2 separate regions of the Mus musculus genome follow, and region 1 is linked to region 2. The links are chromatin loops, found by intact Hi-C in ENCODE. Cell type or tissue: left cerebral cortex. All regions are shown on one strand. Links, peaks and the distances in the headings refer to the core of each region. The heading gives the core; the rest is flanking DNA. Region 1 has its middle 13 kb from the start of Gem. Region 2 has its middle 11 kb from the start of Gm46844.

Evidence for each region. Peaks named below come from ENCODE experiments on the same cell type or tissue, not always from the same donor. Only the 100,000 strongest peaks of a DNase experiment are listed, where the experiment ranks them.
Region 1: it touches region 2 in a loop (3-fold over the local background); 5 of 42 quality-filtered maps call a loop at or near these places.

The regions. Positions count from the first base shown.
Region 1 is chr4:11,683,985-11,699,543 of GRCm38, reverse strand. No RefSeq gene overlaps it. Among named protein-coding and RNA genes, the nearest start is that of Gem, 13 kb to the left of the region's middle. In left cerebral cortex, for the core only: no CTCF peak of the experiment used is centred there; a DNase peak (open chromatin) is centred at 7,449.
Region 2 is chr4:12,017,038-12,032,596 of GRCm38, reverse strand. No RefSeq gene overlaps it. Among named protein-coding and RNA genes, the nearest start is that of Gm46844, 11 kb to the right of the region's middle. In left cerebral cortex, for the core only: CTCF peaks have their summits at 6,329 (motif pointing right) and 8,715 (motif pointing right); a DNase peak (open chromatin) is centred at 8,714.

The sequences.
Region 1 (15,559 bases), core at 3,566-11,565, 330 kb after region 2:
CCCAACCTCCACCACCACCACCACTACCACCACACCATCAGGCCAGCCTGCTGCAAGCCTCCATGACTACAGGGGCAGAGGTAACCATGGTCCTGTCTGTAATGACCGTGCAGAGAGAAAGCAGAACGCAATTGGTGGAGTGCAGGGAGGGTGGGAGGACCTGAAAAGGGCAGACGTTTTCCCCCATCCATTGTTTCAAAAATCAAAAACACTACTTGCAGAAGGAGGACGAAGTAGGATTGAAGGCACTCCCACTGTCGGACTATCGGCAACAATGGCTCTATTTATGCTCCACCATCAATATGTAAACCGTTCATATCCTTCATGACCCAGCTATTCCACTTGTAAATGTGCACCTTACTACACAAGGTACTAAAAAGAAGTGTGCCATGGAAAACACAGTTGGAAATAGCAACCATCAGAAACCACCTCACCATCACCATCACCATCACCATCACCAACACCATCACCATCACCATCACCATCACCAACACCATCACCATCACCATCACCAACACCATCACCATCACCAACACCATCACCATCACCAACACCATCACCATCACCATCACCATCACCAACACCATCACCATCACCATCACCAACACCATCACCATCACCATCACCATCACCAACACCATCACCATCACCATCACCAACACCATCACCAACACCATCACCATCATCATCATCAATAGACACCATGTGGTGCACAGATGTAGCAGTGAAAATGAGCACTGCACATGTGCCCATAGTAAGAAAAATGAACATCAAGACCACACTGATAGTGTGCAAAGGCCACTTGCAGGATATTGATAGGGTGATCATTCCCATAAAGTGTTAATGCCGCACTAAAAGCACAGTTAGATACATAGCTAGTAAAGGGAGAAAAACATGAATGAGAAAGCTAAACAGCATCTTCAGAATAAAACCGTTCTTGGGGAGAAGAATGCGATCGGATGGCAGCAGATGTTCTCAGACAAGAGGCCAGGCAAGAGTCCCACACAAGATCAAAATGATTACCAAACCAATCAGGGGCTCCTTCCTAGGGGAGGCTAATTCTCCCTCTCTCAGCAGTCACTAGTGCCTGTAGTTCTTTGTCTGGGTGGGGCCCTGTGATTTTACCCCTTCAGCATTAACATATCTATTGATATTGCCACTGTTGGAGTCTGAGAGATAGGGACTCATTGCAGATTTTCTGGTCCTCTTGCTCTGACAATCTTTAAATATCAAAGAAGCAGAGGCCTTCAATTTGAGAAGGAGTGTGGCAGAGTGGGCCTGGGAGGAACTAAAGGAAGGGAAAGGAAGTGGGGAAGTAATTTAATTATGTTTTAATTTAAAGTATTTTTTTAAAATGCTTAGGAAAAATAAATTTGAACAAGAATAACTCTTAGGTGCTTTATTTTCCTCTTGCAGTCTCTCAGGCAGCACACAGCAGTGGCGGGAGAGTGGTAACTCTGTGTGGCACTCTCTGTGGGCAGCCTTCAAGCAGCCCCTCCCATTCCCCATCCTCCCCAAGAGATTTGGTCAACAGTAGAGGAAGAGCTGAGAGCGGAGAGTGAGAGCGAGAGTGAGAGCATCAGGGGATGGATGGGGCACAATCACTCTAAAGCCAGCAATGCATCCCCTGCCAATTTCTCCTCAGTTTCTAAGAATATAAGGGTACAGCAAAGTCCATCTCTGCATGGATGGCTGAGAGGACAAACTGAGCAAGTGATGCTCACAGCTGTCTTCTGTTGAGCAAGGTAGTTCACTAAGCAATTTACATATGTCATCTCATGATGACATCATTAATAATACCCATTTAACAAATTAGAAAACTGAGTCACCGAGATATTAGGTCCTTTACCCATGGTCACACAGTGGTGACAGAACTGACCCATGCCATTTGTCTGAAAAGTGGGAGCGACTCTACCTGACACCATTGCTGCAAAGTAAAATGGCAAAAGCTTTGACAGAGGTGTGTGCTCAGAAGAGTGGAGGCAACAAAGGAGGACTGACAATCTGTGCCTGAGTAGGTGAGAGAATGGAAATTAAGAAAACGCCACCTCATGCTTGCATGCTATGAACAAACCTTGAGAGGGGAGTGCATCTATGTGCCCATATATTGGGAATGAAATATGTATTTGTGTGTGTGTGTTCTAAGCATGCACGCACACACTATTGAGAGAGCTATCTGAGTGTGTGTGTGTGTGTGTGTGTGTGTAGGGGGGCAGGGAGAGAAAGACAGACCAAGGGCCTTAACCAACACTGAGCTGTACCCGATGCTCTATTTGGTCTCACATCAATGACTCAGAGTTCAGGCAAGGGCTTAGGTACTGGGAGGTGAGAGCAAGTCTCTGAGGTCCAGCAGCAAACAAGAAGCCAGCTCTGCGACAAAGTTCGGAGCAGAGACTGAAGGAATGACCATCCAGAGATTGCCCCACTTGGGGATCCATCCCATAAACAACCACCAAACCCAGACACTATTGCAGATGCCAAAAAGAGCTGACAGGAACCTGATATAGCTATCTCCTGAGGGGTTCTGCCAGTGCCTGGCAAATACAGAAGTGGATGCTTACAATCATCCATTGGATGGAGCAGAAGGTCCTCAATGAAGAAGCTGGAGAAAGTACCCAAGGAGCTGAAGGGATTTGAAGCCCCCTAGGAGGAACAACAATATGAACTAGCCAGTACCCACCAGAGCTCCCTGGGACTAAACCACCAATCAAAGAAAACACTGGGAAGGACTCGTGGCTCTAGCTGTATATGTAGTAGAGGATGGCCTAGTGGGTCATCAATGGGGGAGAGGCCCTAGGTCCTCTCTATGCCCCAGTATAGGGGAATGCCAGGATCAGGAATGGGAGTGGGAGGGTTGGGGAGCAGGGGCAGGGGGGAGGGGGACAGGGGATTTTCAGAGGGGAAACTAGGAAAGGGGATAACATTTGAAATGTAAATAAAGAAAATATCTAATAAAGAAAAAAAAGAAGCCAGCTCTGCCAGCCTGGAGTTTCAAGTGGCTGCAGAATCAGATGTTTTGCTGTATATCAACCAACCCTTCCCATATGAGGACCATGGAGTTCCAGCAACTATTTAGTGGAAGCAGCTTCAATCAGGGGAGCTAAGAGCTCTGTGAGGCTCACTGACTACATCTGGGGATGCAGGTTGCAAGAGAACCTGAGATCTGCAAAGGGCAGGCCCCCACACATGCCATTCTCTGTAGCAGGGAGAGTCGGTGCCCAAATGCCCACCTCCCTTTTCAGCCCTCCCATGTTTTCTCTTCACCCTGCCTCTCCCCTCCATGCTCCTCTCTGCTTCTTTGTCTTTGGTCTACATTATTTTTCTGAGCATCTAAGGCATAGCAAATACAGTTCGTGCTCAGCCAAAAAATTGCCATCTCTACCCAATTTGAAACACCACAGTTGGATAGGAAACAGATGTTTCTGGCCATTAAATTTTATATGAAAACTACAAATGTCCCCCCTGACAAATGAGATAAGAGAACCTCTGAGAATCATGAAGCCATGCCCCTGGGGTATCCGGCAGGAGTGATGCACGGCCTGGTGACAAGGGCTTGCTTTTTTCTTGCAAAATTGAAACACAATCTGGGGTAGAGGAAAAGGAAGCTGTTTGCAAATGACCTGGAGACCCAATATTGTTATCTACACCCCCCAGGCTCAGGAATCCCTGCCTTGGGAAGGATATTGCACAGTGTGGTATCACAGCGGTGATGGATTTTATTAAGCACCCCTCCATTTGCATGCTCAAGTTATATAATTCAATATATGTCTTGCTGTAAAGTTTTATGTTCCTGTGTGTGTGTGTGTGTGTGTGTGTGTGTGTGTGTGTGTGTGTGTCTTTTAAATTGCCAATAAGGAAAAGGAAAAACGATTCAGTAATTTACTGAATAAATTTTGATGGAACGCCTATTAGATCCTGGTCTGTGTGCTAGTCTCTGGAGCAATACCGTCTTTGTCCATAATAATGTCACTGAACTCTTACTTGATACTAATGTGTCCCTCCTCCTCAAAGGCCGAGTGCCCTGTTGGCACAGATGGACAGGGTCATACAGAAACCTCTCCTGTAAGAAGGGACTACAGAGCCTCAGAAACCAGGCATGGATTTGCCTATGCCTACTGCGGACCTCCAAGGAAACAAAAATCACATGTAAAGAAAAGGTTAGCAAGAAAAGAGAGAAGTGTTTGGAAAATCCAACTCTATTGTTTCTATATCCTGCTACTCTATTATAATGCAACAACTACCTTAGGATGTCAGACTCTTTGGTTACTATTTTTGTTGTTGTTGTTGTCCTTTCTAGGTGATAAGAAACAGAGGCACATTCAGCTACCAGATTATTGTGGGAGGGACAAGGAACCATCCCACAGCTGCCTGGCTGGGCCCACTTCATCCAAGTCACCACACACGTTCCTCCTCCTCTCTGAGGAGCCTCACTGCAAAAACTGAAAACTAACAAACCACCCTAATTTAATAAAATGAGGAGAGGAGAGGAGAGGAGAGGAGAGGAGAGGAGAGGAGAGGAGAGGAGAGGAGAGGCGAGGCAGAAAGAAAGAAAGAAAGAAAGAAAGAAAGAAAGAAAGAAAGAAAGAAAGAAAGAAATTCAAACGCATGTGCTGTCTCCCTTCATTTCTATGTCTGTTTTACCTTCTCTTCTCTCTATACACCAGCTTTGTCTTCAGTCCACCCAAGGTCCCAGCCAAGAGCATCTGACCGACTCAGCTTGTAGACACCACCACTCTCCATCCTCCAATCGAGTGGCAGAGCCAGTAGCACAGGCACAGTTGTCTCAGAGGAGCCTTAGGGGCGTGGCAGAAGACGTGCTCAGGGTCACAGGAGCTACACTTTGAGCAACTGCCACAGATATGTATGCTAATCTCTGATTATTCTGTCTTCTCTGTGGGGACTTCCTGTGTCACCTGTCCTGGGACTGCTTTAGACTAACACAGACACACTAACAATGTCCTCCATTTCCTGGCTCTTATTATTCTACCACAAAGGCTTGGAGGGAGAGCCCAGGACTACCAAGTTTTCTGCCTCTGAGTTTTGCCTCCAGCTCTCTCTCTCTCTGGGCTTTTGAAAATCTTCAAGCAATACTTGACTTCACATATGTTTAGTAAAATGACTACTTTAACATTTGATCAGAACCTTAGTAAGCCTTGTTCTCCTCAAACATCTATTTGGGGACATCTAACAGTAAGATAGAACAAGAAAATAATAGATTAAAGGAAAAATCAGATCAGATCACAAAATCATTAAGACTAGGGCTGGAGAGATGGCTCAGTGGTTAAGAGCACTGACTGCCCTTCCAAAGGTTCTGAGTTCAATTCCCAGCAACCACATGGTGGCTCACAACCATCTGTAATGAGATCTGATGCTCTCTTCTGGTGTGTCTGAAGACAGTGACAGTGACACAGAAAATAAAATAAAATAAAATAAAATAAAATAAAATCATTAAGACTAAGTACCAAGGCCTCACCCTCCCAGTGGCAAGATTGCTATCCCTCTTGTAAAATCCTCTATATGACTTATTTAAACAACTTGTGACAAGCAGGACACCAACATCTTTCTCCCATGCTCCTCTCCGAGAAATATGAGCAAATTAATACTAAATGATGCGAGGCCTGCCTGTGCTCTCGCCAGACTAAGGAGAAGAGGAACATAAACACAGAGAAGAGAAGATATAACCCAAGAACAAAAGAGTCTATCACCGAGAACCAGGAGCAGTTTTTGGAAGAGGTACATCATGTTACACAAAAGAGTCTAAATATTTTGCTCTCCTAGTTACAGCTCAGCTTCCAATTAATTTACAGCCTAAAATGTCCAGTCACCAGTGAGCGCATCCCTATACTGAAGACGCAGGCTCTCTGGCCATCAGAACATTCTTTGACCCAGAAGTACAGATAAACCCATCCTCTATGGAGCTGAGATGGGGTTTCCTGGGCAGGGAAAAGACCAGTAGAAGAGTAAGGACTTTTACCTGAATGAGAACCACAGAATGGACCGTCTCTTACGTGTGTCACAATGTAAAGATTTCCCCTGTGGCCTCATTTGCAGACCTGGCATATAGAATTGTTTTAACTGGTGTGGTCCAATTTCGCACATTCTTTCCATAGGAAGAACACTGGCCAGGCCCAGAAGTCAGGCAGAATAGCAAGCTCCCTAAGCTAAGACCCACGGCCCTGGTTCTTGCAATAAATCTAAATTCAGCCAGAACCCCACTTCCCACCACCGTTTTGTGGGAATAGTTGGAGTCCTAAGTGAATGTTATTGCATGGCATTTCAAAGACCTCAGAGCCTCAGCCTCATGGGAGTGGCAAAGCCTTCCTCTGGTCCACGTACAAATGTCACAGAGGCTGGCAAATCTTTGTGAGTTCAAGGCCAGCCAGTTCTACAAAGAGAGGTCCAGGCCAGCCAAGGCTACATAGTGAGACCCTGTCTCAAAAAATAAGTATAGATGTTACGAACAATTTACTTTTGGTGAAATTGGCATATGTAGGAATTATGAGCCACCGATTCCTCCTGGAACCTGTGTCCACTGCAGTCTGAAGCAGCTTCCCTTCAGAGACTGCTTACAAGATTAGCTAGTCCACCTTCTGCTCATCCCGTTGTATACAATACACCTGTCTCCTTGACCAAGATTAGCTAGTCCACCTTCTGCTCATCCCGTTGTATACAATACACCTGTCTCCTTGACCAAGATTAGCTAGTCCACCTTCTGCTCGTCCCGTTGTATACAATACACCTGTCTCCTTGATCGGGAGCTAGAATAAATACACCCAGTGTCCGGGCTGCTGGTGTATCTCCATCAGCGGGCACAGCCACCCAATGCCAGCTTTTCTGTATGGACATCTGTCCTTCATGGCCCTGCATCCCAGTCAGATCACCCCCAAAAGCCATGCAGGTTGCTGTGCAGGCCGAGGGTCTGGTTGCTTTTCCCCTCCGAGATAACACGGCTCTTACCAGGGAGAAGCCTGCCATAAGTCCCACGACAATTTAGACACCAAACCTAAAAATCTAAGAGTCTTAGGAGCAAGGTTCCAATGCAGCACGTGACATCCAGAAGATATGGACAATGAGTAAAAAAAAAAAAAAAAAAAAAGTCAAAATAGGAAATGCCAGTGTGAGAACTCCAACAAGCACCTGTGAGATGATGCCACATGTAACAGGACTTACCACACAGCCTGACCACCTGAGTCCAGGCCCCGGGTCCCACATGGAAGGGAGAGAGAACTGACTCCCAAAAGTTGTCCTCCGATTTATACACACATGCCCATTAAATGAATAAATAAATAATAAATAAAAATAAATAAATAAATACTTAGAAAAAGAACTCCAATAAACTGAATTGCTGCACAGCTAAACATAGAATTCCCTGGTAAATCTTCCAGAACAAAAAGGTCATGAAAATACAGCCTTAGGCAGAACACTTGATAGCAGCAGCTGTGCACTGTGGTGAAACAAACTGCCCCAAACAACAATCATTTATTAGCTTGCTGTAGTGTTGGTCATTCAAATGGGCTAGCTGGGGCTGGGCGGCTCCTTCCTAACCTCGCCAGGCTGACTCACGGGGCAGCTGCCAGCTAGCAGTTCAGCAGGAATCTTACAAAACTGGCCTTGCTCTCCTGACAGCCTATTTGGTCTTTGCCTCTCCACATGTTCTCTCATGCCCAGTGCAAATAGCCTTGGTTCTCCTGGAGGCAACAGTAAGGACTGTCGAAGACTGGAGAGGTGAAGCCAAGGGCTACCTACAGCAACAGCAGAGCGCATCCAATGACGACTGTTCCCCTTGGAGTGTAATATAGGATGACTTGGTACATATAGAAGAGTTTTCAAGTATGTTTTAAAAGAATGTGTCATTTAAAATATAGCCAACTGGTTGTTAGATGAAAAAGGAATCCCAAAATTTAAGCTAGCTGTGTTTCTAGCAAGTCAGGTTCAAACATACTAATCAACACTGCTCTTCACACAACACAACTCTTGCTTCTCTCTCTCTCTTTCTCTCTCTCTCTCTCTCTCTCTCTCTCTCTCTCTCTCTCCTTCCCTCCCTCCCTCCCCCACCTGCCACCCATGGTCCCTTCACAGTTTTGTTACTATGAGCATGGTGGTTTTGTGCCATGGTTTGGTGCATGTGTGTGCAAGTCAGAAGACAACTTTGTGAGTCTGTTCTCTCCTTCTACCGTACATGGCTCCTGGGGTCAAACTCAAGTCACCAGGTTTGGGAAGGAAGCGCCTTTATTTACTGAGGCCTCTCAAGGGCTCTCTTTTTTCTACCCTTAGCTAGGATGAGGCTAATTTTGTTATATTCTTAGAAAATTAATTGTAATCTTCTACACTAACTGCTATGACTAGCAAAACAACATTGATCATACTAGATATCATTTTATAAACTGTTTACCAGTGTGGCCCTGGTGTTCTTCTGCACATCTGGAGTCATGAGCACCTACATTGCGTTACCATAGGAACGCAAGCTCACTAGGTAGCACTTCATAACCTCATGACAGCAAGGCCATTGGTAGCACGCCTGTGTGGGGAGCACCAAAGAATGCCTACCTCTGACATCATCCCCGTCCTCATTTCTCTTTTCATGAAAGGTAACACGGGTGTGACTAAGTAGTTTTGTCTGCCTGTTTCCCCTCCAGAAGTTAGGGTGAGAGCAGAAAGCTTGCTCACCCTCTTTTATTGCGTACTCTATCCCTTTCAGTCCAAACTGACAGTATGTCTACTGATGCAAAATTCTTCAGAATGCCATGGATCTCTTAGGTATGTCACAGGCATATGTGCCACTTGGCAAGACAGTGTTGACAGAACCTCTGTAGATAGATAGCCATATCTTCCCTTTTGTTGTTGTTTTGTTTTGTTTTGTTTTGTTTTTCTTTGCTTAGTTGGAAATGTCGATGCCTTGTGTTTTATCATTTCTGGAAGTCATTGCTACTCCTTGGCCTGTGGTTGCCCCTCCATCTTCAAAGCTAGCAATAACAGGTTGGTTAAATCTTTCTCCTATCTCTCTAACCTACTTCTGCTGTAACCGCAGAAACGTTAACAGAATGGTACTTTTGTGACTAATGTGGGAAAGAGAACTTGTGATCTCTGGGACTCTTTTAAAAGTCCACCCAGGTAATTCATGAAGCAACCCTTATGTCAAGGACCATACCTTAATAGTGTCTGTAGAGTCCTTTCCGTTCTATAAGGTTCTACAGATTGTGATGTCTCTTTGGTAGCCTATTACACAGACAGAAATTGCTATCTCATCTAAGTTACTATTATTTCGGTATTGACAGTAGCAACCAAACTGGTGTTCTTTTTAAAATCTTTGTTTATGTGTATGTGACTGCCTGCGTGTACAGAGTACCCACGGAGGCCAGAACCAGATCAGGTTCCCTAGAGCTGCAGTAACAGGTGGCTGTGAGCCTTCTGATCCAGGTGCTGGAACTGGACTCGGGTCCTCTGCAGGGGCCATGGGCTGCACATGCTCTTAACTGCTGAGGCCTCTCCCCAGAACCCCGCCCCAGCTCCCCAATGGTAGTCTAATCAATGTGCTCTTCTCCAATGTTGCAGTGTGAGCACCTTGCTCTTTAAAGTGCTATCTATGGGGTAAGGCATGGTAACAAGAGCAGTAGAGACCTCACTTTATGAAAGATGGCTTGCCTGCTATCATCAGCACAATTATAATTGCTGGAAACAGAATCAAGTTTGAAAGCTGGCAAAAATATCACGTGGAGAATCCTTGGAAAAGTGAAACAGCACTTACATGGAATAAACAGCCCCTAATATGCCACCTTTATCCTCCATTTAAATTTTTTTTATTTGACTAAAGTAAGATAAGCCTGAAAATAAAGTATAAACATTCAAAAGAACTGCTCCTGTTTGGATGCCTACAAAGTACTGTTTTTATAGCACTTTTGTGTGAGCAGCTCTGTAAAATGCAAAATATTTTTCTTAGTAGAGCAGGCAATATGTTTGTTTTATTTTTTAGAATATTGAACCACGTTGTAAAAAGGTAAGAGAAATGGATGGATCAAAAGGAACCTATGAATGAAACTACATAAGTTCAGGGGACGTGCTAAATATAGGCTGGGAATCAAGACATACCTTGTGAGAATATAACACTTTATATTAAGTGTTAATGTAAAGAATAAGTAATCCAGGCTAAGACAGACAGACAGACAGACAGACAGATGAATGGATGCCAGGAGTAATGGAATGCATAGGATGGTAAGCCAGGGTTTTGAGTACACATTCAAAAAGCAGAAAGGCCAAGTACTAAGGTATAAGTACCCATTCAGCCTGAGAGCTGGCCACAGCGGGCCACCTAAGTCATCACTCATCTCCCGCACCCATAATGACGCCCCCATCCTGTCCTCTTACTTTCCCTACACACAGACTACAGATGGAATCCATCCTGGATGGATTGGCTCAGTGGAAATCTTCAGCTGTCCTTCCACACGGGCAGGCTCCACTTACATCCCTGGTTCCTCTCACTAGACCGAGATTACTTGTGCACAAATAAGTACACCCGTATCCCACACCTGCTACAGCACAGATCATGACTTACCTCACGTTCACGTTTTGTCATATGCCCAGTGGGTCTCCAGCAGGTGTAAGGGTTGTCTCAACAGTGCTGACCCTTCTGAAGGATAACTCATGTTTACAAGTGTGCTTCTTTTTTTCAATACTGAGGACTGAACCCAGGACCTCACTCATATTAGGCAAGTTCTGCACCACTGAGCTACATCCAAGCCACAAGACCCTCTTTGTTTAATGTTATTTTTGACACCCAGGAAAAATCAGCAGAGGCAGTGTTCCTGGCCACATTTTCCAGGTGTTTAAATTGAGGCTCAGAGATCATTCAAACGTCATCAGAGACTATTGAGAAATAAGGAAAGACTGAATGTGAGATCTTGGAATCTCAACCTTTAGGAAAACTTTACAAACTTCTTCCCTCCCTAAAGATAAAACTTCATTCAGCTTCGAGTTATCAGATCCGAGGCTACCTAAGCCTTTGAAAACAAAATGGATATTTTAATTTCTTTTTGAAAAATGAAGAAAAGGAATTTACCTGGGATGTTCACATTTGGGCAAGCACAACATCAAGGGAGGAGGCAAATGAGGAGAACTATGTCAGCCATGAGCCCCCATGGCAGAAGGCATGGGAGACGATCCTGTGCCTTGACTCTGGATCTAGGGTGTGCTTGCTGATAAAACCCGAACTCAGCTTCACATAAGCAATGAGTCTAACTTCTGTTTTGAGCACAGAATGGTATACATGCCCGTGGGTTCCCAACTAACCTTCAACAAATCCAAATTATTTGCCAAGATCCTTGAAGTCCTTTTTTTGAAATAGTCAAAGAAATCAAGAAACCATCTTCTAAGGCTTCTGGTCCAAGGTGGAAACTTGAATGTGTGTCCATCTTCCCTCCTTCCTAACATCACACTGCTGTGACTAACAGTAAAGAGTGGGAAGAGGAATATTATACATCACATAAAGGAAGCCTACACCAGGTCAGAAATCTTGACAGGTGTCTGAGTGTAAAGAGTATAGCCATGTGTGATGGCACACGCCGTGAATGCAGAGTCTATCTCCGAGTTTGAGGACAGCCTACTTATGTAGCAAGTTCCAGGCCAGCCATAGCTAAAAAGTGAGATCCTGACTTAAATACAAATGAGGTTATACTGGAGAATAAAAAGAAGGGAAGCCACCATAGCTGAAAGCAGAGACCACAACAGCTGTGCTAGGCCATGGGGTGGGGCCATGGGTTCAAGGACACAAGAACAGAGATGGGACCGGAAAGCAGAATGGAGTGGGTGGAAAGTAGACTGGAGTACGTGGTAAGTGAAGGCCTGTGGCTGAAATTACTGGGCAAATCTGGCTATGTCCACAGCTCTACACTGAACAACCCTGAACTACATTTGCCACAAAGGGTAACCTCTCTTTTGTCAGGACAGAGGCAAGTGGCTTACGCACCAGACCTGCCATAAACACCCATCACATGAACTGCCTCATCCCTCTTTGTTTCAGAATTTCAAATTCCAAATTTACCCTAAACAATTATCCATTGGCTACCCTTCAATCATCAAACAAACAAAACAAACAAAACAAAACAAAACAAAACAAAACCAAATCCTGCATATGCACATCTTAGCCAGGGGTTGGACCCTGACCCAAAAGAGGACAGTCACATCACCTCTTGAACCAGCTGACACAAGGACTCAAATGTCACATTTGTTCACCTTCCAGTGATACCCAAAGACACTCTTGGGTCCCAAACTCAAAGTGTTGCCTAGAGTAAATCCTGGGGATAGCCTGGCTCTGTAGGCCCTCACACTGGTTCTCTTTACCCTAGAGCCTATCTGCTACCCCTTATTTTTCCATGACTCCAGGAATCCTAGCAGTGCTTGCTTTCCCTCTCCCTCCCCCTCCCCCTCCCCCTCCCCCTCTCCCTCTCCCTCTCCCTCTCCCTCTCCCTCTCCCTCTCCCTCTCCCTCTCCCTCTCCTTCCTTCTCAGATCATCCACCTACTGTGGCTTGCAAATGTGTATCAGACCCCTGCCCCACTGGTTCATGTGCTAAGACTGAAAATGGTAGAATGTTTAAGAAGTGGAGCTTACTTCAAAGTCATTAGGGCACCAAAATTAGGGCATCACCCTCAGAAGACATGATGCTGGTCTCATGGAATTCTTAGCTCTTACAGGAGAGGTTGTAAAGCAAGGTCACCCCACATGCTTAGCTCCTTCAGTAAATGTCTCGCCATCATAATTATAACTATAGGGGTCATTACCAGAGGCCAAACACTTTAGAACCTGCATCTTAGACTGACATCCTCCAAATGTGAGCTAAGTAACCTCTTTATGAAGTTCCAGCCTCAAGTGTTGTATTATAGCAACAGAAGGGAGACTATTACATGCCCTACTCTAAAGGCTCCAAGTCCCCATCCACTGGTGTAAGTTCAAAATAAAGCTTCCCCTTAAAGAGATGGCAAATGTATTCAGCAATGAGAGAGGATGACAGAAAGCAGAAACACCTAAACATGAATTAGGAGGAGATCACTTCAGAGACCAAAAAACAATCTAAAAATGTTAGCCAGCATACCTATAGAGACGTGAGACATCTAGAAACCCCAAAGCAAGTACCCATAAGGTAAAAAGAATAGTCCAACACGATAAAGAACTATTTCTTGATTGAGCCACACAGAGAAACCCTGTCTCAAAAAAAAAAAAAAAAAAAAAAAGGACAGAAAGAAACTATCAAGATCTTCTGGAAGATAAGACAAAAACCAAAGAAATAGAATCGATAAGCAGAAATTTTAAGAAGTGCCCTGAGGACTTACCCAGGGAGTATTCCTTCATATGGATTCTGGGATAGGAGAGAGGGAGAGAAGAAGCTAGACTACCAGAGTCCACATGATGAAAGGAGAGAACTCCCACAAATTATCCTTGGACCTCCATGGCACAGGCAGGCACACTCACACTAACACCCAAACAATAAATAAATAGTTTTTTAAGAGGGTGCCTTAGTTAGGGTTTTACTGCTATAAGCAGACACCATGACCAAGACAACTCTTTTTTTTAATTAGATATTTTCTTTATTTACATTTCAAATGTTATCCCCTTTCCTAGTTTCCCCTCCGAAAATTCCCTATCCTCTCCTCCCTCCCCCTGCTCCCCAACCCACCTACTCCAGCTTCCTGGCCTCAGCATTCCCTATACTGGAGCATAGAACCTTCACAGGACCTAGGGCCTTTCCTCCCATTGATGACCTACTGACTAGGCCATCCTCTGCTACATATGCAGCTAGAGCCACAAGTCCCTCCCACTGTTTTCTTTGATTGGTGGTTTAGTCCCAGGGAGCTCTGGGGGGTACTGGCTAGTTCATATTGTTGTTCCTCCTAGGGGACTGCAAACCCCTTCAGCAACTTGGATACTTTCTGTAGCTTCTTCATTGGGGACCCTGTGCTGCATCCAATGGATGACTGTGAGCATCCACTTCTGTATTAGTCAGGCACTGGCAGAGCCCCTCAGAAGACAGCTATATCAGTCTCCTGTCAGCAAGCTCTTGTTGGCATCTGCAATAATGTCTGGGTTTGGTGGGTTTTTTTATGGGATGGATCTCCAGGTGGGGCAGTTTCTGGATGGTCATTCCTTCAGTCTCTGCTCCGAACTTTGTCTCTGTAATTCCTTCCATGGGTATTTTGTTCCCCCTTCTAAGAAGGATCGAAGTATCCACACTTTGGTCTTCCTTCTTGAGTTTCATGTGTTTTGCAAATTGTATCTTGGGTATTCTGAGCTTCTGGGCTAATATCCACTTATCAGTGAGTGCATATCATGTGTGTTCTTTTGTTATTGAGTTACCTTACTCAGGATGATATCCTCCAGATCCATCCATTTGTCTAAGAATTTTATAAATTCATTGTTTTTTTATTGCTGAGTAGTAATCCACAGTGTAAATATATCACATCTTCTGTATCCATTCCTCTGTTGAGGGACATCTGGGTTTTTTCCAGCTTCTGGCTATTATAAATAAGGATGCTATGAACATAGTGGAGCATGTGTCCTTATTACCAGTTGGAACATCTTCTGGGTATATGCTCACGAGAGGATATTCTTGGATCATCCAGTAGTACTATGTCCTATTTTCTGAGGAACCGCCAAACTGATTTCCAGAGTGGTTGTACCAGCTTGCAATCCCACCAACAATGGAGGAGTGTTCCTCTTTCTCCACATCCTCGACAACAACTGCTGTCATCTGAGTTTTTTACCTTAGCCATTCTGACTGGTGTGAGGTAGAATCTCAGGGTTGTTTTGATTTGCATTTCCCTGATGATTAAGGATGTTGAACATTTTTTAGATGTGTGTGCCTCAGCCATTCGATATTCCTCAATTGAGAATTCTTTGTTTAGCTCTGTACCCCATTTTTAAATAGGGTTATTTGGTTTCTGGAGTCCAACTTCTTGAGTTCTTTATATATATTCGATATTAGCTCCCTATCAGATTTAGAATTGGTAAAGACCTTCTCCCAATCTGTCCAAGGCAACTCTTACAAAAACAATATTTAGTTGGGGCCAGATTACAGGTTCAGAGATTTGAGTCCAGTATCATCAAGGTGAGAGCAGGACAGCATCTAGGCAGGCATGGTGCAGGAGGAGCTGAGAGTTCTACATCTTCATCTGAAGGCTGCTAATAGAAGACTGACTTCCAGGAAGCCAGGAGGAGGGTGTTAAACCCACACCCACAGTGACACACCTACCCCACAGGGTCACACCTTCTAAGAGTGTAACTCTCTTAGCTAAGCGTACACAAACCATCACGGAGGGGTTAAAAACTGTTGGTAAATAATAAAATCAATTTCCAAAAGAGAAGGAAATACAAGGTTCTTTCCAGCTTCTTACTATTATAAATAAGACGGCTATGAACATAGTGGAGCATGGTTCCAAGAGCTCAAAAAAAAAAAAAAATGGTCCAGAAAAATTTCGTCTTCTGTATCATACAAGGTCGCATCATTGTAAAATTTATGGTCTGTTTGTCCTGAGACAGTGGAGGTCGGGTAGGAAGCGTGAGAATTAGCTTGG
Region 2 (15,559 bases), core at 4,083-12,082:
TGACAAAACCAAATTTCACACAATATCTTTCCACGAATCCAGCCCTTCAAAGGATAATAAAGGGAAAACACCAACACAAGGAGGGAAACTACACCCTAGAAAAAGCAAGAAAGTAATCCTTTAACAAACCTAAAAGAAGACAGCCACAAGAATGGAATCCCAACTCTAACAACACAAATAACAGAAAGTAACAATTACTTTTCCTTAATATCTCTTAATATCAATGGACTCAATTCCTCAATAAAAAGACATAGACTATCAGACTGGATACATAAACAGGACCCAACATTTTGCTCCTTACAGGAAACCCCACCTCAGGGAAAAAGACAGACACTACCTCAGAGTAAAAGGCTGGAAAACAATTTTCCAAGCAAATAGTCTGAAAAAACAAGCTGGAGTAGTCATTCTAATATCGAATAAAATCCACTTCCAACCCAAAGTTATCAAAAAAGACAAGGAGGGGCACTTCATACTCATCAAAGGTAAAATCTTCCAAGATGAACTCTGAATATCTATGCTCCAAATGCAAGGGCATCCACAATCATTAAAGAAACTTTAGTAAAGCTCAAAGCACACATTGTACCTCACACAATAATAGTGGGAGACTTCATCCCACTTTCATTAATGGACAGATCCTGGAAACAGAAACTAAACAGAGACACATTGAAACTAACAGAAGTTATGAAACAAATATATTTAACAGATATCTACAGAACATTTTATCCTAAAACAAAAGGACATACCTTCTTCTCAGCACCTCATGGCACCTTCTCCAAAATTAATTGGTCACAAAACAGGCCTCAACAGATACAAAAATATGGAAATTATCCCATGCATCCTATCAGATCACCATGGACTAAGGCTGATCTTCAATAACAACATAAATAATAGAAAGCCAACATTCATGTGGAAGCTGAACAACACTATACTCAATGGTACCTTGGTCAAGGAAGAAATAAAAAAAGAAATTAAAGACTTTTTAGAGTTTAATGAAAATGAAGCCACAACATACCCAAACTTATGGGACACAATGAAAGCAGTCCTAAGAGGAAAACTCATAGCTCTGAGTGTCTCCACAAAAGAAACTAGAAAGAGCATACACAAGCAACTTAACAGCATACTTAAAAGCTCTAGAACAAAAGGAAGCAAATTCACCTAAGAGGAGCAGAAGGCAGGAAATAATCAAAATCAGGGATGAAATCAACCCAGTGGAAACACAAAGAACTATTCAAAGAATCAACCAAACCAGGAGCTGGTTCTTTGAGAAAATCAACAAGATAGATAAACCCTTAGCCAGACTAACTAAAGGGTACAGGGACAGTATCCCAATTAACAAAATCAGAAATGAAAAGGGAGACATAACAACAGAACGTGAGGAAATCCAAAACATCATCAGATCCTACTACAAAAGGCTATACTCAACAAAACTGGAAAACCTGGATGAAATGGACAAATTTCTAGACAGATACCTGGTAGCAAAGTTAAATCAGGATCAGATTAATGACCTTAACAGTCCCATATCCCCTAAAGAAATAGAAACAGTCATTAATAGTCTCCCAGCCAAAAAAGCCCAGGACCAGATAGATGGGTTTAGTGCAGAGTTCTATCAGACCTTCAAAGAAGACCTAACTCCAATTCTACTCAAACTATTCCACAAAATAGAAACAGAAGGTACTCTACCCAATTCATTCTATGAAGCCACAATTACTCTGATACCTAAACCACATAAAGACCCAACAAAGAAAGAGATCTTCAGACCAATTTCCCGTATGAATATCGATGCAGAAATACTCAATAAATTTCAGGTAATTCCCCATCTCAACATTCTTAATCACATTTGCAAAGTCACTCCTACAACATATCAGGGTATAGGCATTTTTTAAGGGAGGAGACATTCTGCTCACCAGAAGTGCAAACTTTCTATGGAGTACAAGGATACAAAATATGAAACTAGCATTCCTGAGTAGCTTGAGTGGTCTGGAAAGGGGCGTGAAAAAGCTACTTTAATTTAGACAAAAGATGAACAGAAGTGAGGGATTATAAGGTATGAATAAAGTCAAAGGTTTATGTACAGTAGGAAAAACATGTGAAAAGGCCTACAGAGCCTTGGATGGACCACTAGACAGTGAGCAACACAGAGAACAGATGTGCTCAGAATCAGGCACAAAGCAAGAAAAAACAAAACTTGCTATTTTATCCATCTCATCTGTGCCTTTGACCTCTCCCACTGCCACAGACAGAGTGAGTCTTTGTTTCAGGTTGGACTTTGTAGCTAGCTAACTGTGGCTCAATACACTGAATATTTTTCTTACTGGAGCCTCCCTCAAAGCCTTCACTACATGGCTTTAACAGACCATTATCTAGAGGTGAGAGAGACCCAGATCAGAACTCAAAGCCCACGCACACCACTGAGCCAATCCTGGTTTGGAAAGGTCTGCTTCTGGCTGGGGCTACTGTGGTTTTGACTCTCAATGACAGTAGCCTGTCGCTGTTGTATTTTACTACTTTGTTCTGAATGTTGTTGTAAGAGGGTCCGGAAATGCCTTAAACAGAGTTGCAGGCCGGAGAACCCACAGAAGTCCAATGTAACCCACAGCATGAAACTAAATCAAAGACACAAAATATCCCCACATTCACTACAATGTGCTAAAGGCCACCCATCAAGACAACATGGTTTTCTGCTTCTGAGAACAACCAGTCAAGATCTAGAAAAACCATCTCTTCATGGACAAACTTCCTACCAAGGACTTTGACCACTTTGCTCAGTCCTGACCCTCTTACATGTAGCCTATATAGGAACAGGGTCAACCATGTGTGCCTCCTCCGTCCCCAAACCATGATATAACACCCTGACCCTTAAAACCAGAGAACATTTTCCCACTTGCTCTCTAGCCACATTGCTGGTGGCTTGGAGCCATTGTATCATTTGCCACAGTTCAATCAGCCATTCATTTCAGAGAACTCTTTGTCACAGACCTTAATTTAACAATATATCATTTGCCGTGTTCCAAAAATAAATCATTTTTGTTATCATCATCAACAATGGCATAATAAAAGCAGTAAGTAATAGTAATATCTACTGTGCTCCTTACAGGACTTGGTTTAACTACTAAGCTTCAAACAACACTACTAAATCCAGGGACGTTCATCCAGTCCCGAAACTGCAGCAACTAGAATGTTCTTGAATGGTGCTTTCAAGAGTTATATTTATTACCTCATAAAGCCACATTTAAGTACTAAAAAGACAAAATCATTTTTGTCTAAGTCTCTTTTAATTAGAAAAAACTTAACACTCCATGCTAGATATGTTTCATTAGTTATTTTATGGCTACTTACCTTCTTTCATTCCAGAATCTTTAAGAAGTCTGTATATGTTACATCTATGCCTACTCGGTCAGACTTGAGAAACATCTTAATTTTTGGCAGTTAGTCAATTCATGCCTTTACTTTGCTTTTATCACACAGAGTTTGCTACATTTACAGCTTGTGGGATGCTCAATTAGCATCAGGATGCTACTCCACTCTAATACTTCTCCAAGGAGAAACACCAGTTCTATTTTGTAGAATATATTTACTTAATGATACAGTTTCTAGAAACATTTGCACTCCTTTTAAGAATAGACAAATAGTTATATTTTTCCTTCTCTCTCTAGGGATTTGTCTTCTTAGGTCCTTGTCACATGAAATAAAGCACCTTCGTGAAGCTCTCTTACCCTAGCCTTCCCTCCAAAGCATATGCATTGTACTTCTCTATGTATCCCTGCCTTTAGATTTATCTACCTGCTTTACTTGCCCAGTGCCAATGCTTGCACTGTATCTTAACCCCTGCTTACTGTGGGTCCCTGGGCTCCCTCCGGGCCTGGCCTTACCCAAGCCCAGACAATAGCTTCTGGTTATATGGGGCCACAGTTAGTTGCCTCTTTAGTGTCTCTACAGTTTCCAGAAGTTCTTGGTGCTATATCCCCAGACCTTATGCTAATAGAGTATTTTCTGCATCTTATTACAAATATTATACACAAGGTACAGAAGTCCTGTCTTCATAGAATCACTTCAAACTCTTAATCTAAACTCTAGCCTTAAAAGTGAGCATGTCAAAAAAGTACCACAGCGTGCCAGCAAGTCAAAACCTTCCTAATTCTTTGTGAAAGTTGCCAAAGGAGAATAACCTACATGGAAATGGAAGCTAAAGGACCTATCTCAAAGTTGCCGCTGATGAAAACACAGTGTTGTTCCCTAGATTGTATATTGATGAAGGTTGAGGTGAAGGGTTTAACTTGTAGGGAAAGTAATGATACTGTGTCAGACTCTAGATCAGTGCTTAGCCCAATGTTCATAGAAAGGCTTTATTCAGCAATTGATGCAAAGACCCTTAACCAAACATTAGGCAGACCTCAGGAAACCCTGTAGAAGTGGGAGAGGGGCAAGGTTTGTTGGAGCCAGATGGGTGGAGGATACCAGGAGAACATGGTCCATAGAATCAACTAAGCCTGCTCACAGGGCCTCACAGAGAATGAAGCAACAATCACAGACTCTACATGGGTCTGGGCTAGGTCCTCTACATATATACATTATGGTTCTGTAGCTTGGTATTCTTATGGGACTGCTAACAATGGGAGTGGAGGTGTCTCTGACTTTTTTGCCCACACTTGGGACATTTTTCCTCCTCCTTATCTCACTTTGCTATGAGGGTGTATGTGCCTAGTCTTGACTTGATATGCCATTTTCAGTTCATATCGCTGGGAGGCCTGGTCTTTTCTGAAGGGAAACAGAGGAAGTGTGGGTCTGGGGGAGAGAAGCAGATGGGGGGGGGCAGGAAGAGTGGAGGGAAGGGAAACTCTGGTCCAGATGTGTGAGAGAAGAATGAATCCTTGTAGGAAAGGGCTGATGGCACTGTGTGGACATAGCATCCCTCCTCTTGCCGTTAAAACCCCCACTCTCTCTGCTTTACCTCCTTCCCTCTCTGTAGAATCATTTCCTTCCAGAATTTCTTTTGCATAGATCATCAAACGTTCCCTCCAGCTATGCCTCAAACAGAAATCCAGCCTCAGCTCTCCTACTGTCCAGGTTCAGGCATTCCTTTGCAAAGCCTGTAAGATTAACATTATTAGTATTCAAAGATTAGTCTTCACTCTCCTATTAAGATACTGTTAAGTTCTACAAAGAGGGAGCAAAATTCTAAATCAACAGGGTTATTGGGCCCACACAGTGGTTGCTTACCTCTCTTATTAGCGACTCTGAAAAACAGTGCTGTAGAAGGCCCTAGGTCACTGGCAAGTTCCCTCAGGACTGATCTACTGTAAGCTGTTTACTCTACTCAACAAATGCAGCCTGTGTGGCTCACAATTCTTCTAAACATGGCTTGGACTCAGCATTGATTCGCAACCTTCTTAATATTATGACTTTTAATATAGTTCCTCCTGTTGTGATGATCTCCAAACATAAAATTATTTCATTGCTACTTTGTAACTGCAATTTTGTTACTGTTATGAATGTTAATGTAAATATCTGACATGCTGGATATCTGATATCATGACCCCAAAAGTTGAGAACCACAGGTTGAGAACCACAGGCTTAGATGTCTAAGTTGTATGCAAATAGAATGATTATATATGCAAACATACGTACATACATTGGTTGCACAAGTAAGGTTTATCTGGGAATAAGGAAAATTATGTTGTATTGTCAAAAGAAAGAAACTATCATTTGGATCATCAGGAGAGAAAAAAACAAATCTAGAAGAGTCTGGAATTTGATCTAAGTTACAGCACCAAGTCTGGTGACTTCTTCAGAAGTAATAATATTTATTCTTTGTAGAAGTTTTAGGAAATACAGAAATGTACAAAAAATACCATCTCTTTAGATACCCACAATTACATTTTGGCTTAACATACTCCCCAAACAGTTTTCTTTATATTATGCATAACATATGCCTTATTTATACTCTTTTGCATAATGGAATTATGTGATACATATGTCTTGCTTTTTAAAATACTAAGGAAAAAGCATATTTTACATAATTGAATATCCTTCAGAGATTGATTTTAAACAAATCAGTTTATATAGAGACATTTTTTATATTTTTATGTTACATATTTTCCCATAAGAATGAAGCCTATGTAGGTCTGGGACTTAAAGACCAGACTGAGCAGCACAGCAAGACCCTAGTTATTAGGGCTTTTTTTTTTTAATTTGTTGGTGGTTTTTTTTTTTTAATTGTAAAGATTTTACTCTCTCTCTCTCTCTCTCTTGCTCTCTCTCTCTCTCTCTCTCTCTGTATTTATTTATTTTTTTATTTCTTTATTTAATGTGAATAGACTGCCTTCAGACCCACCACAAGAGGGCATCAGATCCTATTACAGATGGTTGTGAGCCACCATGTGGTTGCTGTGAATTGAACTCAGGACCTCTGGAAGAGTAGTCAGTGCTCTTAACCACTGGGCCATCTCTCCAGCCCCCTACCCCTTTTTAAGTGAATAAATAACGATTTCTTCCTACAGAGTAGGCAGAAAGATTAACCCATTTACTGAACCCTTGAACCGTTGGTGATGACCTCTGAGAGGTGATTCAAGGTCAAGTCCAAATACTACCTTGTAGCCTCCCCCAGCCTTGAGCAGGCTGGTTCAGACCTTGCTGCCACTGTGAATGAAACCACCTGGGGTGGAGCCTTCTGACCTAGGTGGTTCTATTGTTCTGTCATCAGCACTGTTCATCTCCAAGACCCTGCTACCTGCTGAGAGGCTGAACCTGCCTTCCTGAGAAATTCCTGAGACAGCAGGCAACCCAGTGATTGACACCTTCTGCCAACTTAGTGCTGTCAGACAAATGGCTTACAGGCTGGCGTCAGGCATCCAGAATGGATCATCGGGAGATGGGCTTCCCCCTTTATAAGCACAGAATTTTAGTAAACATTGGGCTTTGATCAGCATCTGTCTTGGCCTTGTCTCTTCTCTCGCCGGTCTCTCTCTTACAGCTCTGGCCTCCCACTCAGGAACCCAGTTCGTGTGGCCTCAGGCAGCTACACTACTCCATCCTTCCCTCTCCTCACTTCCATTCACACAAACTCTAGACACTGCAGGCACAGAATCGACATCACCCAGCAGTGTGCTGTCTGTTTCCCCAGCTGACCTTCCTTCTGGAAGCTTCCAAACTATCATGGTCTTTTTGGGGGAACTCTCTAGCTTCAACTGCTTGACCTGTCTTCTATCTGTGAACTCGGGTTTCCCCCAGAGGCTGCCATCACTCTGGGAACCAGGCCATGGTTTCTCCATCACCATAGCTTCTTTACTACATGGTCACAACATTTATCACCATGTCAGCCTGAACCTGCTCCATCTGCCCCTCGGCAGGGCTGACACCTTTGTCAGGGCACAGGCGATGCCTGCTTAGGCTGCTCACACTATTACATCTCTAGCATGAGAACCGTATGCAGTAAGGCTTTATATAAGATTAATTTGATATTACCCAATTAACTGATTTTGATAGATTTTTATGCCACATATTTTCCTATGGGGATAAGGAGTGTATGAGAGGGGTTTTGTCTATGTGCTACTGTATAATATGTAAATCCAGTGCCTAGAAGTCTATCACCTTTCTTTCTTTCTTTCTTTCTTTCTTTCTTTCTTTCTTTCTTTCTTTCTTTCTTTCTTTCTTTCTTTTTTTTCTCGAGACAGGGTTTCTCTGTGTAGCGCTGGCTGTCCTGGAACTCACTTTGTAGACCAGGCTGGCCTCGAACTCAGAAATCCGCCTGACTCTGCCTCCCAAGTGCTGGGATTAAAGGCATGCGCCACCACACCCGGCTCTATCACTTTCTTAAAGAGTTTCAGTCCACAGCTTGCCTGTCTGTGGATGGGTGTGTGTGTGTGTGTGTGTGTGTGTGTGTGTGTGTGTGTGTGTGTTGGTTTTTATAGTAAAAGGTTACTATGCCCTTTTTCTGTTTCCTGCATCTCTCATTCAAATATATACACACAGTGCATAAATATCTCTTCATGAAAATATTAAACATTTTCTCAAACTATCTTTCAATGCTGTATCTTTTCCTTGTTTGCTACTCTAAACTCTTTAATTATTTGTTTACATCCCAACCACAGTTTCCCCTCCTTCCTTTCCTCCTAGTCCCTCCCCTCCCATCTCCCTTTTCCCCCAACCTTTCATTTCTCTTCAGAAAAGGGAGGCCTCCCACGGATATCAACCAAACATGGCATATCAAGTTGCAGTAAAACAAGACACCTCCTCTCGTATTAAGGCGATTGAGGCAACCAGACTAAGGAAAAGGTTCCCAAAGACAGGCAAAAGAGTCAGAAAAGAAGGAGTAGCACATGAAGACCGAGCTACACAGCTCTAACATATATATGCAGAGGGCCTAGGTCAGTCTCGTGCAGGCTCCATGATTGTCAGTTCAGCCTCTGTGAGCTCCTATGGACCCAGGTTAGTTGATTCTGTAGGTTTTCTTGTGGTGTCCTTAGCCCCTCTGGCTCCTACAATCCTTCCTGCCTGGCTTCTACAGGATTCTCCAAGCTCCTCTTACTGTTTGTCTGTGGGTCTCTGCATCTGTTTCCATCCGCTGCTAGATGAAACCTCTCTGATGCCAAATGCACCGGGCACCAACCTATTAATATAGCAGAACATCATTAGGAAACTCTTACTGTATACTAACCATTTAAAAGAGCAGTACAGTCCATGAGAATAAGATCTCTATGGTGCATTTACACGTTGTTCTCAGAAGGTGGCACAAGAGAGTCTCCTTGGGCTCCTGGAAAGGCCTACTCTGATGCATCTAGAAGCCCCTCTCCCCGGCCTCCTTTCTCAACTTCTGCCTTTTTATCCCTTGTTATCTCCCTCATTTTCTCTCCTTCCAAGTTCCTCTTCAGACCTGTGGCTCAAATTATGAGATTTCCCATTAATTCTGGTTTGTCCTATAATGGAGCTGGGGAAAGGAAGCAGGAAAGTGGTTCTTCCTAAAATGACCCTTCCCCCATAAGTGTTTGCATATCTCCTCTATTGTGTACCAAGGCACACCCTATTTAGAGAGCAGTAACCCCAAATATGTGATATGTGTTGCCCTTTATTTAAGAAATGCTAATTTGTTTAATTCATAAACTAACACACACACTCTCTCTCCCTCTCTCTCTTTCTCTCTCTCTCTCTCTCTCTCTCTGTGTGTGTGTGTGTGTGTGTGTGTGTGTGTGTGTGTGTGTGTGCGCGCGCACGCAAGCATGCACTTGCATGAATATTGTATGGTATTAGCATGCACATATGTACCTATGTGTGGAGGCTAGTGTCTTCCTCAGTCACTTCCCACCATGTTTTTATGACAGTCTGGGAACTCACTGAGCAATCCCAGGCAGGTTTACAAGCCCCATGGGCCTTGTCTCCTCGGGGCTGGGATTACAGTCACACGATGCCACATTGGCTTCTTATGTGCATGCTCAGCGTCTGAGCTCAGTCCTTATGCTTGCCTCCCAAGCACTTTATCAACTGAGCCATCTTCCCAGTCTCCAATCCACAAGCATTTGATGAGTTTATTTCCTTTAATAAAGTCTGAGAATGACCATTTAGCTAAAACTTTATACTTATATCAATTATATACGAATTGAAAAGGCATATGCATTTTAAAAGATATATTTTTAAGCAGAACAACCTCCTTATCCAGTATTATTAAATGTCGTCGTATTCTACAGAGCCAACTGCTGAAGAGGATAATGGCTGAGGCAGCATATGGATTGGCCAAGCTATCTTCCAGCCTGTGATTTTCTCAGTAACTGGAGACTTGAATCCTCAGAACTACACTTAGCTTCTATTTCTCCTTCTCTTTTCCAATTATTAAACTGAAAACTATTTTTCCACAGTACTTACAGCTTTTGACAGAATTTGTTTCAATCTTCTGGTTTGAGCAGAAATGAGAATTCTTCAAATAGGTACTGAGCATGCCACCACACATTAGCCAGCAGAGACACCCAAAGTGATACTTTTAGATTTCGGACTTGAGCCTTGAAGAAGCTCTTCGCAGGATCCAGCTCATTCTGTTTGAGTGCTTCCTCCCTGGTCCCATTTACTCATAGTGCAGAAAAGCTTATTACAAAGAATTTCTTTGGGTTTTTCCAATTTACCATATACTAATTACAAACCATTTTTTCACTTAATGTATTACATTTTATGTTGTATAGTATACATTCTTTATTGTTATAATAAACTTTATTCCATAGTTGGAAAAAAAAGATGTATTTTAAGTCAGATGACACATACTACCAAATAGCTTTCTGTAAAGTTTGTACCAAATGACATCCCAAACAATAATGTCCAGTAGTGTCCCTCACCATCAAGAATAACTTGTCTAGTAGACTGTAGTATCTCACTGAGGTAATAATGTATATTTCCCTAAAGTATATGTCTTTAAGTAATAGGGAAGTGAGAAGTGGTTTGATCTTGTATATTTTAATAATGAATAATTTCAAAGTGTATATTTCTCTTAGTAAAATAATAATAACATTTTAAAATCCTTTAGACTAATTCTGAGATCATCATAGACTAGGAGACACCAAGGTCTTAAATTCAGTCTTAGAACCACAGGCCACAGATATTCACAAGTAAAAAGAGACACGATCACTTAAGTATCTTTATTATTTTATAGCCAAAAATACTTAAGGTCTAGTTATTAAGGGAAATGTATTCCATGAGAGCCATGGTAGTAGAATCAAACAGAAAATGAGGTTTATCTTATAGTCTTATGTGTCTTCAACTTAATCACTATTTTGTAATATATGCTTTGTAATAGGTGGCACAACACTATCACACACACACAAACACATTCACACACTCACAGACACACTGACTTAAATACAAACACAGACAGAGAACATCAGAAAAGATTTTGTTCAGGGAACTAATACACAAAAGTAGGAGATTAATATTAACGAACAACTTCGGTAAGATGCAGAGCATTAATTCTGAGAATATATAAATGAAGTGAAATGAATAAAAGATGTTGATAACATTCAAGTTTATAGAAATGGCATACAATGGAAAAGGGTAAGAAAAAAGTCTTTCATGGGTGAGATGATAAGATGCTTTCACATTCTGAAGAAAACTCACACAGAGTCATCGCTATCTGCTCTTCCCGTTTATCTGAACCTGGCTGTGTAATGGGAGAGGAAGTGCATGTGCCACGGAGTTCCTCCCTGTGGCCTTGAGAACTGACAGAGTCAGTGGACCCAGGGGCACCAGGTTGAGATGAAGCAATATATTCCATCAATGATCACTCAATACAGCTTATTCTAAACCAGGTTCTATGGAAGATCTACTACCATCAAGGACAAGGTCTCTACCTCCTGGAAAAGTTCATCTATCAGACAAGAAAGACAAGTAACAGCAGGATGATATGAGCTGTGACCATCTCATCAGAACCATTGTTGATCAGTCCTTGGGTATTGTCAGCGCCGAAAAAGCTAGGAGTAGAGTGAGGTCAGATGCCAGAGAAAGCAAGCAACAACTTTGCCTGGGGACACAATCCTGGCTTGGGGCTGAGGTCTGATAACTGTCCCTAGATAGAGTGAGTGAGGCAGCAGGGCTGGCTGGCAAGCTGGAGCAAGAAAGAGCCTCAAGGACAAATGTGAAGTCAGAAGTGGGAGGAGTCAGGGAGAGTCAATGCAAAGACATGATAAAGGTGAAAGAACCAGACTAGAAGAGTTTGTAGAAGAACAATTCGAATCTGTTATGAGAAGGGATGTTCTTTTTTTTTTTTTTTTTTTTTTTTTTTTTTTTTTTTCGAGACAGGGTTTCTCTGTATAGCCCTGGCTGTCCTGGAACTCACTTTGTAGACCAGGCTGGCCTCGAACTCAGAAATCCACCTGCCTCTGCCTCCCAAGTGCTGGGATTAAAGGCGTGCACCACCACGCCCTGTGAGAAGGGATGTTCTTGAAGACTTATTGACCAGTCCCAGAAAAAATTTCATGCTGATCTTAAGGACTTTATTATCTAACCATGTATCTAACTAAAGAGGCAGATACTTATGGTGCTGTGGGAAAGAGTTGGTCATCAACTGATATTTCTAAGGCTTCATAGAGAAAGGAACAGCTTGGGTTCTGGTCTGCCTCTGGATAGAAGAGGAAAGGGACATGGTGTAAGATGAGCCTTCTGGCTAGGGATACTGTTGCTGTGATGAAACAGCAGGGTGACTAAAAGCAGCTTGAGGAGGAAAGGGTTTATTTAACTTATACATCTTGAGTCTATTGAGGAATGTCAAGGCAAGAATTCAAACCAGCAGGCAGGAGCTGATGCAGAGGTGATGAAGGACTGCTGCTTACTGGCTTGCTCCTCATGGCCTGCTCAGCCTGCTTTGTCTGTTTGCTTGTTTGTTTGTTTGCTTTAAAGATATATATATATATATATATATATATATATATATATATATATATACTGTTGCTGACTTCAGACACACCAGAAGAGGGCATTGGATTCCATTACAGATGGTTGTGAGCCACCATGTGTTTGTTAGGAATTGAACTCAAGTCCTCTGAAAGAGCAGTCAGTGCTCTTAACCACTGAGCCACTTCTCCAGCCTGAGCCTGCTCTTATTATAGAGCCCAGGACCACCAGCACAGGTATGGCACGCCTCTCACATCAATCACTAATGAGAAAATGTGCTACCACAATGGTTCTCAACCTTCCAAATGCTGCAACCCTTTAATACAGTTCCTCAGGTTGTAGCAATCCCAACTACAAGATTATTTTGTTACTACTTCATGACTGTAATTTTGCTACTGTTATAAGTTGTAGTGAAAATGTCTGGTATACAGGATATCTGATATGCAACCCCCAGAGGGATAGAGACTCACAGGCTGAAAACTGCTGCCCTACAGGCTTGTCTTACAGCCCAACCTTATTTTTTCAATTGAGTTTCTATCCTCTCAGATGACTTAAAATAGCCAGCACAATGAGACTGTTAAATTGTTACCAACATCCAACAGTACAGAGCATTTCTGCATCGTGTGCATTCTCTTGTTAAGGCCCAGGACGACACCAGGGGGTACAGTGCATTGATAGCTTTACTCTGCAGATTAAGAAGCTGAGGCCGAGAGAGCTCGCATAACTGATCCAAGGTTTCATGCTAGAATGCAAGCTCTGCCTCAAGCTGAACTCTAAAGCCAGGAAGAAGCTCTAAGGCACAGTTATAAAATTTTCTCCAGACTGAAAGCATTGGATTTCTGAAGACAATGGTGATACAGGCTTGGTGGTGTGGCTCAGTGTCATCCACACATACAGAGTCTTCAGAATTGGATTCAAATCTCAGCTCTTTGTATCTTTGCAATACTATTTGGTCAGTATGATAACTTAAGGCTCAGTTTCCTGTTCTAGATTAGAATAATGACATTATCATCTTGTTAGAATGTTGTGAGATTTACTGGCCAACACCCCAGGGTTGGGAGCTCACAGGCTCCTGGACTGAACCTGATGCTATTATTCTGCTAAAGCATAGTGTCTGTCTGTCCTTAAACTTCATCCTCTGTATTCACAGGCTAGCACAACTCTCGAACCTCATCCATGCAGACACTCACAGCTGGTCAGAGTGCAGAGAAATAAGCATCAGCCAATGGGGTGCTCGGCCACAAATGTTACATCTGTACCACATTCTTCCTCTACAATGTCTCAGGGACCATCAGAGAAGAGGGGCAAAGGGATTGCAAGAGCCAAAAGCTGAGGAGGACCAGAGCAAAAGTGTTTTCAGGACATGACAGGGTCTGTATTTATGAACACACACAGCACTGTGGTTGCCTGTACAAGACCTGCCCAAGACTAAGCCAGCAGACATTGTAGCACAGAGCTGGGGAGGGCCTCATGAGTTCTCACTCCAATCTGCGGAGGAGGGGAAGTCAGGGAGGCCCCTGGTAGGCAGACCACATTCCAGTGGAGGCCTGGCACAAATTGACTTGGTAGGTTATTTTAAAAAAGAGAGCAAGAGAACAGCTAGCAGCCTGGGTAGGGTGGGATGTGGGAAGTGTGCGCTGCAGTCTGGGGGAATTAGCTGGGAGGGGGGTAGAAGGTGAATATGATCAAAATACATTAAATGGAAATCTCAAAAATTAACAAAATATCCTATTAAAAGAAAGCTTGAGATAGAATATTATGAGATCTAAGTGTGAGAATGTACAAGAAAGCGGTTTGTTGGCTACAAAGTTGCAACCAAGTAGCAACTGTTATGATTTCTATTGTGGTTTAGAGAATGGTCAGGGTGGCCATGCCACAGATTGCTAGGAGAGTTGATTGGAGTCTTGTAATGGTGGGCGAAGATTGATGAGCAGGTCCCACACCAAGCCAGGGGCAGTAGGGATGGAGAGGAAGACCATTTAGAGGTAAGTAGGACAGCTCACAGACAGAACTGACTGAACGTGGGCAAAGTAGATAAGAGAGTTCGGTGGGGTTCAGAGCGTTGTGCTGAATCATCAGGAAGGTGGTGATGTCATCAATTAGGAAAGAAGAGTAGGCATGGTGATGTGATTTATTCCAGGAATACTCCGAGGAGGTGTGTATGAGACATCCAGCAAGCGAAGATGGGAGAATGTGAGTGGGCCTGTGTGTGGGGGCTCAGGAAGTAATGTGCTCTGAATTCAGATAAGGACAGCATTGGGCGTTTGTGAGGCTAAAACTAGGAGTTGATGTGGCCTTCTTATGAAACCTAACTCTATGGAGTGAAATCTGTAAGGCCATGGGGGTGGGTGTACCCACTCTCAAAGGAAAGCAAATCCCTATGTCAAAACACAATTTGCAAAGCGAAACAAAATTGGCTTTTTCTGGTTCAATCCAGAATGAGTTCATGGGGCCCATTTTTTGACGTAGCCTTGGGATGGGGTTCCCTTGAATCCAGTTTCAGAGCTACCATCTATGGGGAGGAGAAAATGGCAAGGAGAAGAAAGGGTTAACTACCACACCAGAGCTGAAAGAATGTGGTTACAAGGTCTCAAGCAAGGTCAGTCCCTAACTTTAGCTGGGAGGGTTGTTTGCTCTTTAAAGCACTCTTGAACCGTGAATTCTTTTGGAAGTCTCAGCTAGTCATAATCTGTTCTGAGCCTTTCCCATTCAGATGTCTTTCCCAGCAGCTAGACAGCAGGCTACCGTGTCCAGAAGCCATACAGCCACCCAGGGTCAGCTGAGTGCTCTGGCTAATATTGATCTGCAAGTCTGTGTACAATGGTGTTAATGTGTATCGGCAAAGAGTTGTCATGTACACATCTGCTGAGTCATTAGTGTGGAGATAACCATATTTGTCAAAGTTCCCAAAGAGAATTAATCACATGGGACTTAGATGGTTACTTTCTACTCAAACGGTTGTTCAACAAAAATTATCTTAAGTATTCAAATTGCAAGATTCTGGAAAAGTTGAATTGGTTAAACTTTTTCTCCTAATTAATCAAGTCTGATTGTCATTTCAACATAGTGAAGGCTTTATTCCTACGTCCACCTACAGACACCTTAATTTAGTCACGGAGACAGAACTACAGGCTAGGGGGATGATTCCATGGGTAAATGCTTACTATGAAAATATTTGAACCTGAGTCAGATCCACAGC